Linked DNA regions of Homo sapiens: region 2 is linked to region 1. Evidence: read pairs that join two places in POLR2A ChIA-PET (ENCODE). Cell type or tissue: CD4-positive, alpha-beta T cell. All regions are shown on one strand.

The links. ChIA-PET counts read pairs that join two places held together with the same protein. Peaks named below come from ENCODE experiments on the same cell type or tissue, not always from the same donor. Only the 100,000 strongest peaks of a DNase experiment are listed, where the experiment ranks them.
Region 2: POLR2A ChIA-PET joins it to region 1 with 8 read pairs; 12 of 35 experiments call an interaction of 5 or more read pairs at or near these places.

The regions. Positions count from the first base shown.
Region 1 is chr1:22,090,957-22,094,956 of GRCh38, forward strand. It overlaps CDC42 (cell division cycle 42), which reads left to right. Exons shown (of 6, transcript NM_001791.4): 6 at 472-4,000. The coding sequence ends at 561. Among named protein-coding and RNA genes, the nearest start is that of CDC42, 40 kb to the left of the region's middle. In CD4-positive, alpha-beta T cell, no CTCF peak of the experiment used is centred here; a DNase peak (open chromatin) is centred at 1,635.
Region 2 is chr1:22,017,172-22,021,171 of GRCh38, forward strand. No RefSeq gene overlaps it. Among named protein-coding and RNA genes, the nearest start is that of LINC00339, 6.0 kb to the right of the region's middle. RefSeq lists an enhancer at 1,785-1,874 and a silencer at 2,075-2,134. In CD4-positive, alpha-beta T cell, a CTCF peak has its summit at 2,271; a DNase peak (open chromatin) is centred at 2,020.

The sequences.
Region 1 (4,000 bases):
TAATCACCCTCTCTCTCTCTTTGCCTGTGCCTTCCATAGAATAAGGATGCCACTGACCCGTGCCCGTCCTCTCAGTCCTCTGTTTCATATCCAGCTGTTTCATTTGAATGCAGAGCTGCTTCCCTTGTTTTTATGTAAAATGTTTCAGCAGCACATTACAAAACTCATACTGAATGAGCAAATGACACATGTGCTTGTTTGCTTCTTGTGACATACATTGGTCTGCGCAAAGCTTTCTCAAAGGACCACTGTCTCACTCATGAATATCTGCTCCTCTGCTCCTGAATTGCTGAATCCTTCCAGTGCCCTGGACAAATCTTGGTGAAGTGAGATTATTGTGTTGAGATTCAGGGTTGTTTTTAATGTTTCTTTCTTTGCCAACTCTTGGGGGTTTGAATGTTTTAAATTTGAACTCCAACTTTATTATACTGAAAATCAGACCGCCCATTTTTTCTTTCTACCCCTTTTCAGAAAGGCCTAAAGAATGTATTTGACGAAGCAATATTGGCTGCCCTGGAGCCTCCAGAACCGAAGAAGAGCCGCAGGTGTGTGCTGCTATGAACATCTCTCCAGAGCCCTTTCTGCACAGCTGGTGTCGGCATCATACTAAAAGCAATGTTTAAATCAAACTAAAGATTAAAAATTAAAATTCGTTTTTGCAATAATGACAAATGCCCTGCACCTACCCACATGCACTCGTGTGAGACAAGGCCCATAGGTATGGCCCCCCCCTTCCCCCTCCCAGTACTAGTTAATTTTGAGTAATTGTATTGTCAGAAAAGTGATTAGTACTATTTTTTTTTGTTGTTTCAAAAAAAAAATTTTTGTGTGTGTGTGTTTTTTTTTTTTTTTTTTTTGTTGTTTAAAAGCAAGGCATGCTTGTGGATGACTCTGTAACAGACTAATTGGAATTGTTGAAGCTGCTCCCTGGTTCCACTCTGGAGAGTAATCTGGGACATCTTAGTGTTTTGTTTTGTTTTTTTCCCTCCTCTTTTTTTTGGGGGGGAGTGTGTGTGGGGTTTGTTTTTTAGTCTTGTTTTTTTAATTCATTAACCAGTGGTTAGCCCTTAAGGGGAGGAGGACGGATTGATTCCACATTCCACTTCCTAGATCTAGTTTAGAAAACATGTTCCCCATCTGGTGCTCTTAGGAAGGAGTATAGTAAATGCCTCATTTAATAACATACTCCTTTTTGAAAGTTGCCTTTTCTCTCCACCCTTGAGTAGATCCAGTATTTGATGAAACTCATGAAAGTGGGTGGAGCCCATCTTGCCCCTCCTCTTTTCTAGGACGCACTATATGTGACTGTGACTTTCAAGGACATTTGTTTGCCATTTGCTGATTTTTTTGGGAAGTTAATTTCTAACTTCTTTCACTGATAAATGAAGAAAAGTATTGCACCTTTGAAATGCACCAAATGAATTGAGTTTGTAATTAAAAAAATTTTTTTCCCTTTCAGTCATTGTCTTATATGCTTAGCATAGATTTGCAGCTCAGTAGTATATGGTGTTCCTAGAATGCAGCTGAAGACCTGTTATGTAGAGGAAATACGAGGGGTGGTGCTAGAAGACAGACATCTGTGGAATGATTCACATCCTCTCAAGTTAGGAGGATGGAGGCCTGCTTCATTAAGAAGCTGGGGGTAGGGTGGGGGTGGGGAGAACACTTAACAACATGGGGACCAGTCAGGGGAATCCCCTTATTTCTGTTTTGCATATGAGGAACCCTAGAGCAGCCAGGTGAGGCTCTCTAGTTTAATAAAAATCATGGAAAGACTCTTAATGCAGACTCTTCTTAAGTGTTAATAGGGATTTTTTCAGCTTATTTTGGTTGCAGTTTCCAATTTTTAAAAATGTTGAGGTAATCTTTCCCACCTTCCCAAACCTAATTCTTGTAGATGCATTAGTGTTGAACCAATGCTTTCTCATGTCTCAATTCTTTGTATATGCATTCTTTTCAGATGTATTAAACAAACAAAAACCCTTCACAAGCCAGCCTGAGGGTTGTTATTTTCCCTCCGTCTCTTACTTTTCAGATATTGAGGAGTGGGAATTTGACTCTTGATAACATCAATTTCTAACAAACTTTGGGATAAAATTTTAAAGCTTTATTATTTTTATTTTCTGGCATTTTAGTTTGAGATAATATTTAGCCCTCTATATGTTCAGGTTTGTGCTTTCTCCTCTAAGTTTGACCCTTCCCTTAAATACCAAGTAGGTCCATAATAATTCTTAGTGAAGCAGTGTTCAGGAAGCTCACTGCTCATGGTGGAAGGAAATGTCAGTGTACCTTTAATCCATAGATCATTGAAAAGCAGCTCATTTTCCCCCAAGTTTTCTGCATCAGTGGTTCTCCAACTGGAGTGCAGCTTGAACAATGTGATTTTTAAGTTTTCCAGGCATTTCTAAAATGTAGCCAAGTTTGGGAATCACCACACCTAGTTGGTTATCTCAAACTACTACTATCAGAATACAGGTTCTGTGCTGCGAATCTGAATATGGGATACATTTTCTTTAGGTAGCAAGAAAGGTTTATTTACCTTTAGGACATTATACTGATCTGCATGAGAATCTTAGAAACTAAGAACCCTTAAAATCAGTTAAGGTTGGTACACTGTGGCCTCATTTTGATAGTTCTCTGCATGGAGTCATGTTTGGCATGATTTGCATACTGTGCTAGAATTAAGCTGGGTTGGTTGAGAAGGGGTTAGGAAGAGGCAGATGTAAGCTTTAACAGTTCTAACCAAGAAATGCATCTTATTTATTCCTTGTTGACTATACTAGGGAGAGATACCTGGATCATGTGATACCCTGGAAAGCAGGGACATATGTATCCTTAGTGTAGTCAGGGGCGTATAGGTCCTTGACTATTGCTATATCTTTGTCCTAAAGCAATGCTTGACATGATATGGCTCTAGAAGTAGTCATTGGATGGGTATATTATTTTATAAATGAGTAAGTGAAATAAAGCAGGTCATACAGTTGTGTCAACGAATTATCCGTGTATCAGAAGAACAAGGATGATGGGGATTGATTGAAGCTAATGTTTTCTTAAATATTTTCAGATTGATTTCTGCATGTCAGAAGAACTTGGGTAGCAAGTGGATGCAGCTTAGGTTTTCCATTTAAATATTGTTTTCTATTTGACGTAACAAACTTGCTTATAGTCGTGGCTTAGAAGGTGAGTGATATTCTCCAGGGAGTATGATTTAGAGGCTGGAAAGGGTTATTGAAAATAGTCCTTACAGGCTTAGTTTGTGTCAGAATTTATAGTATTTAATACGATGTTAATATATTATTGCTATTTATAAGTGTTTTACTGAACATCCTAGAAATAGATTTTTTTTTTTTTTTTTTTTTGAGACGGAGTCTCGCTCTGTCGCCCAGGCTGGAGTGCAGTGGCGCGATCTCGGCTCACTGCAAGCTCCGCCTCCCGGGTTCACGCCATTCTCCTGCCTCAGCCTCCCGAGTAGCTGGGACTACCGGCGCCCGCTACCACGCCCGGCTAATTTTTTGTATTTTTAGTAGAGACGGGGTTTCACCGTGTTAGCCAGAATGGTCTCGATCTCCTGACCTCGTGATCCGCCCGCCTCGGCCTCCCAAAGTGCTGGGATTACAGGCGTGAGCCACCGCGCCCGGCCAGAAATAGATTTTATAGTTAAAGCGATGTTCTTCAAGCTGGACTTTATGCCACAAGGGGAGTGTATTCTAAAGGGGAAGAAAAGGATTGTGGTTTAAAAGAACAATTGTAATATTTCCTTCATTCTGAGGTGTATTTTTCTCACATTTTCATATTGTAATTAGGATACCTGTTAACATTGGTGTACATTTAATGTAGTAGTACTTTTTCTCCTTTTGCCCTGCAAGTTGTCACTAAATTTGTGCTATCATAATTGTTACCTTCATAGAATGCTTAAATAGTGGTACTTCTTTGACTTGTTAGGTTTGGACTATTTTCCTTTTCTTCTTCCATTTGTGAGGTAAATTAGTGGTTATTTTGG
Region 2 (4,000 bases), 74 kb before region 1:
TTGAGCCAAGGACATTGAGGATTGAGTGAGCCGTGATAATGCCACTGCACTCCAGCCTGAGTGACAGAGGGAGACTCTGTCTTAAAGAAAATAATAATAATAATACATCTATCACCTTGGCTGGATGGGATGGCTCATGCCTGTAATGCCAACACTTTGGAGGCCAACGCAGGAGGATTGCTTGAGCCCAGGAGTTTGATACCAGCTTGGACAACATAATGAGACTTCGTCTCCACTAAAAATAAAATAAAATAATTAGCTAGGCATGGTGGCATCTGACTGTAGTCCCAGCTACTCGGGAGGCTATAGTGGGAGAATTGTTTCAGCCTGGGAGGTTGAGGCTTCAGTGAGTGGTGCTCACATACTGTACTCCAACCTGGGTGACCGTGAGACCCTGTCTATCTGGGGAAAAAAAAAAAAAAGTTGGGTCTGGCCATTAGGCTTGCCAAGGTGAAATATTGAGAGACAAAGCAATTTGTCAGGCTCTCGTTCTCTCTGCTGTGACATCTGGTTGTTGCTGGTCAGCCTGGTCCCAGAGTGAGATGTGAACTGGAGGCTCTGCTAACCCCTGATGGACATGTAGCCCAACCATGAAATAAACTCTGTTATAAGCCACTAAGACTGGGTGTTATTTATCACAGAGGCATGGACCTAACCTATCCTAACTGATAATATGAGTTTGGTGTTTGTCCTTCTATTCTGTGCTGTTATGTTTTTATCATATATATAAATATCCAAAACCAATATATTGCATTGTTTTGGTTTTTAAAAATACATGCACAGCTTCATGCTGTATGGACTGTCCTGCAAATTGCTTCTTTCACTCAATGTTGTGGGTTTTTTTTTTTTTTTTTTTTTTTTTTTTTTTGAGATGGAGTCTCATTCTGTCACCCAGGCCAGAATGCAGTGGTGCCACCTCGGCTCACTGCAACTTCCATCTCCCGGGTTCCAGTGATTCTCCTGGCTCAGCCTCCTGAGTAGCTGGTACTACAGGTGCCCACCACCATGCCCGGCTAATATATATATATATATATATATATATATATATATATATATATATGCACACACACATATATATATATATATATTTAGTAGAGATGGGGTTTCACCATGTTGGCCAGGGTGGTCTCGAATGCCTGACCTCAAGTGATCTGCCTGCTTCAGCCTCCAAAAGTGCTGGGATTATAGGCATGAGCCACCCCGCCTGGCCTTAATGTTGTGTTTTTGAGGTCTATCTCTAGTTCGTTGCTGCTGTTTGTAGCATATCCCATTGCCTAAATTTTTATTATTCTTTATTCCTTCCTCATGGATATTTAAAGCAGAGCTAATTTTTTGTGATTGTGAACAGTGCTTCAGTGGATGTCCTTGGACATGTCTCCTGGTGCACATGTAGGAGAGTTTCTCTAGGGTATATTCCAAGAAATGGACATGCTGACTGGGAGGACATGCTCATTTTCAACTTTACCAATTGCCAAATTGCTCTCCAAAGTGATTGTATCAACAATACTCCTTCAAATTCTCTTTTTTTTTTCTTTTCCCATCCACTGCCCCTACACGTTACAAACTGGCCCCATTTTTCTCCTAAACCACTTCTGGCATCTCAGCCGTCCCCTACAACTCTCTTCCCATCCTTACTCTCACTCCAGCTCTTTTTTTTTTGAGACGGAGTCTCACTCTGTCTCCTAGGCTGGAGTGCAGTGGCGCAATCACGGCTCACTGCAACCTCCACCTCCTGGGTTCAAGTGATTCTCCTGCCTCAGCCTCCCAACTAGCTGAGATTACAAGCACACGCCACTATGCCTGGCTAATTTTTTTGTATTTTTAGTAGAGACGGGATTTCACCATGTTCTCCAGGCTAGTCTTGAACTCCTGACCTCAGGTGATCTGCCTGCAAGCTCCAGGTCTTGCAAAGCCTGAGAACTGGTATGGCAAGGGCAGAGTGAGAGCAGGGAAGAAATGGAGTCAAGCTGAACAGAGACTTCCGCATCATGAGGGTGGTGGGAGGTGGGGAGGAAGTTCTGAAACCACACACATTTATCATTGTTATTGAGTCAGACAGACAGTGCCTGCTGACATGTAACTGTCAGGCGTTGCCAAGGCACAGTAGGGTTGCAAAGGCTGAGTGTCCACTTCCTCCCAATGAGTCAGGAAGAACCCTTGGATAATTCTCCAAAATAGTTTCAGAGTAAAGGGCAGTGGGATATATGTAATTTCATAATGTGGCTGGCCAGCGGGCCCCCAAGGGACCTCTACCCATCCTCAGAGGGAGGCTGGGAGCTGTGATGACCCAGTTCTCTCCACACATGGGCAGCAGAGAGTCAGGGAATCTTGCCTAAAACTGCCAGCATTCAATTTTCCTTTGTTCAAATCTCCAAGTCTTATCAATTCAAGTCTTTTAAAACCCATATAGTCAATAACTTAATTCTTTGAATAATGATTAGAATGTCAAGGCCAATAATTTTTTGCTTTTGATTTCTAAATCATGAAAAGCCAGCAATGCATTTTTCAAGAAGGCACAATGTCAATACTTCAATTCCTTTTTTTTTTGAGACGGAGTCTCACTCTGTCACCCAGGCTGGAGTGCAGTGGTGCAATCTTGGCTCACTGCAACCTCCACCTCCCAGGTTCAAGCGATTCTCCTGCCTCAGCTTCCTGAGTAGCTGGGATTACAGGCCCACCACCACGCCTGGCTAATTTTTGTATTTTTAGTAGAGACGGGGTTTCACCATGTTGGCCAGGCTGGTCTTGAATACCTGACCTTGTGATCTGCCCTCCTCAGCCTCCCAAAGTGCTGGGATTACAGGCATGAGCCACCCCGCCTGGCTGGTTTGTAGAATTCTTTATATATTCTGGACATAGGTCAGATGATTGAGATCAAATGTGAATCTGGGCTGGGCGCAATGGCTTGCATCTGTAATCCTAGCACTTTGGGAGGCCGAGGCAAGTGGATCACTTGAGGTCAGGAGTTCAAGACCAGCCTGGCCAACAGGGTGAAACCCTGTCTCTACTAAAAATTTAAAAATTAGCTGGGTGTAGTGGCACTTACCTGTAGTCTCAGTTACTCAGGAGGTTGAGGCAGGAGAATTGCTTGAACCTGAGAGGTGGAGGTTGCAGTGAGCCAAGATCATGCCACTGCACTCCAGCCTGGGACACAGAGCAAGACTCTCTGTCAAAAAAAAAAAAAAAAAAAAAGGTGAGGCCGGGCGCAGTGGCTCATGCCTGTAATCCCAGCACTTTGGGAGGCCGAGGTGGGCAGGTCACCTGAGGTCGGGAGTTTGAGACCAGCCTGACCAACATAGAGAAACCCCATCTCTACTAAAAATACAAAATTAGCTGGGCGTGGTGGCAAATGCCTGTAATCCCAGCTACTAGGGAGGCTGACGCAGGAGAATCACTTGAACCTGGGAGGTGGAGGTTGCAGTGAGCCGAGATCACACCATTGCACTCCAGCCTGGGCAACAAGAGCAAAACTCCGTCTCAAAAAAAAAAAAAAAAAAAAAAAAGGTGAATCTGTCAAACTTTCTTTTGTCAATTAACATCAAAGACGTAGTGCTATCCCAGCACTTTGGGAGGCTGAATTAGCTGGGCGTGGTGGTGGATGCCTGTAATCCCTGCTACTCTGGAGGCTGAGGCAGGAGAATTGCTTGAACTAGGAAGGTAGAGGTTGCAGTGAGTCAAAATCACGCCACTGCACTCCAGCCTGGGCCAAAGAGCGAGACTGTCTCAAAGAAAAAAAAAAAAAAAGACAGTGCTGAGAAATCTTGTTCTCTGCCTGGCCAACATGGTGAAACCTCATCTCTACTAAAATACAAAAATTTGCTGGGTGTGGTGGCGGGCACCTGTAATCCCAGCTACTCAGGAGGCTGAGGCAGGATAATTGCTTGAACCCAGAAGACGGAGGTTGCAGTAAGCCGAGATCGCACCATTGCACTCCAGCCTGGGCGACAAGAGTGAAACTCCACCTAAAAAAAAAAAAAAAAAAAAAAAAAAAAGGAATCTC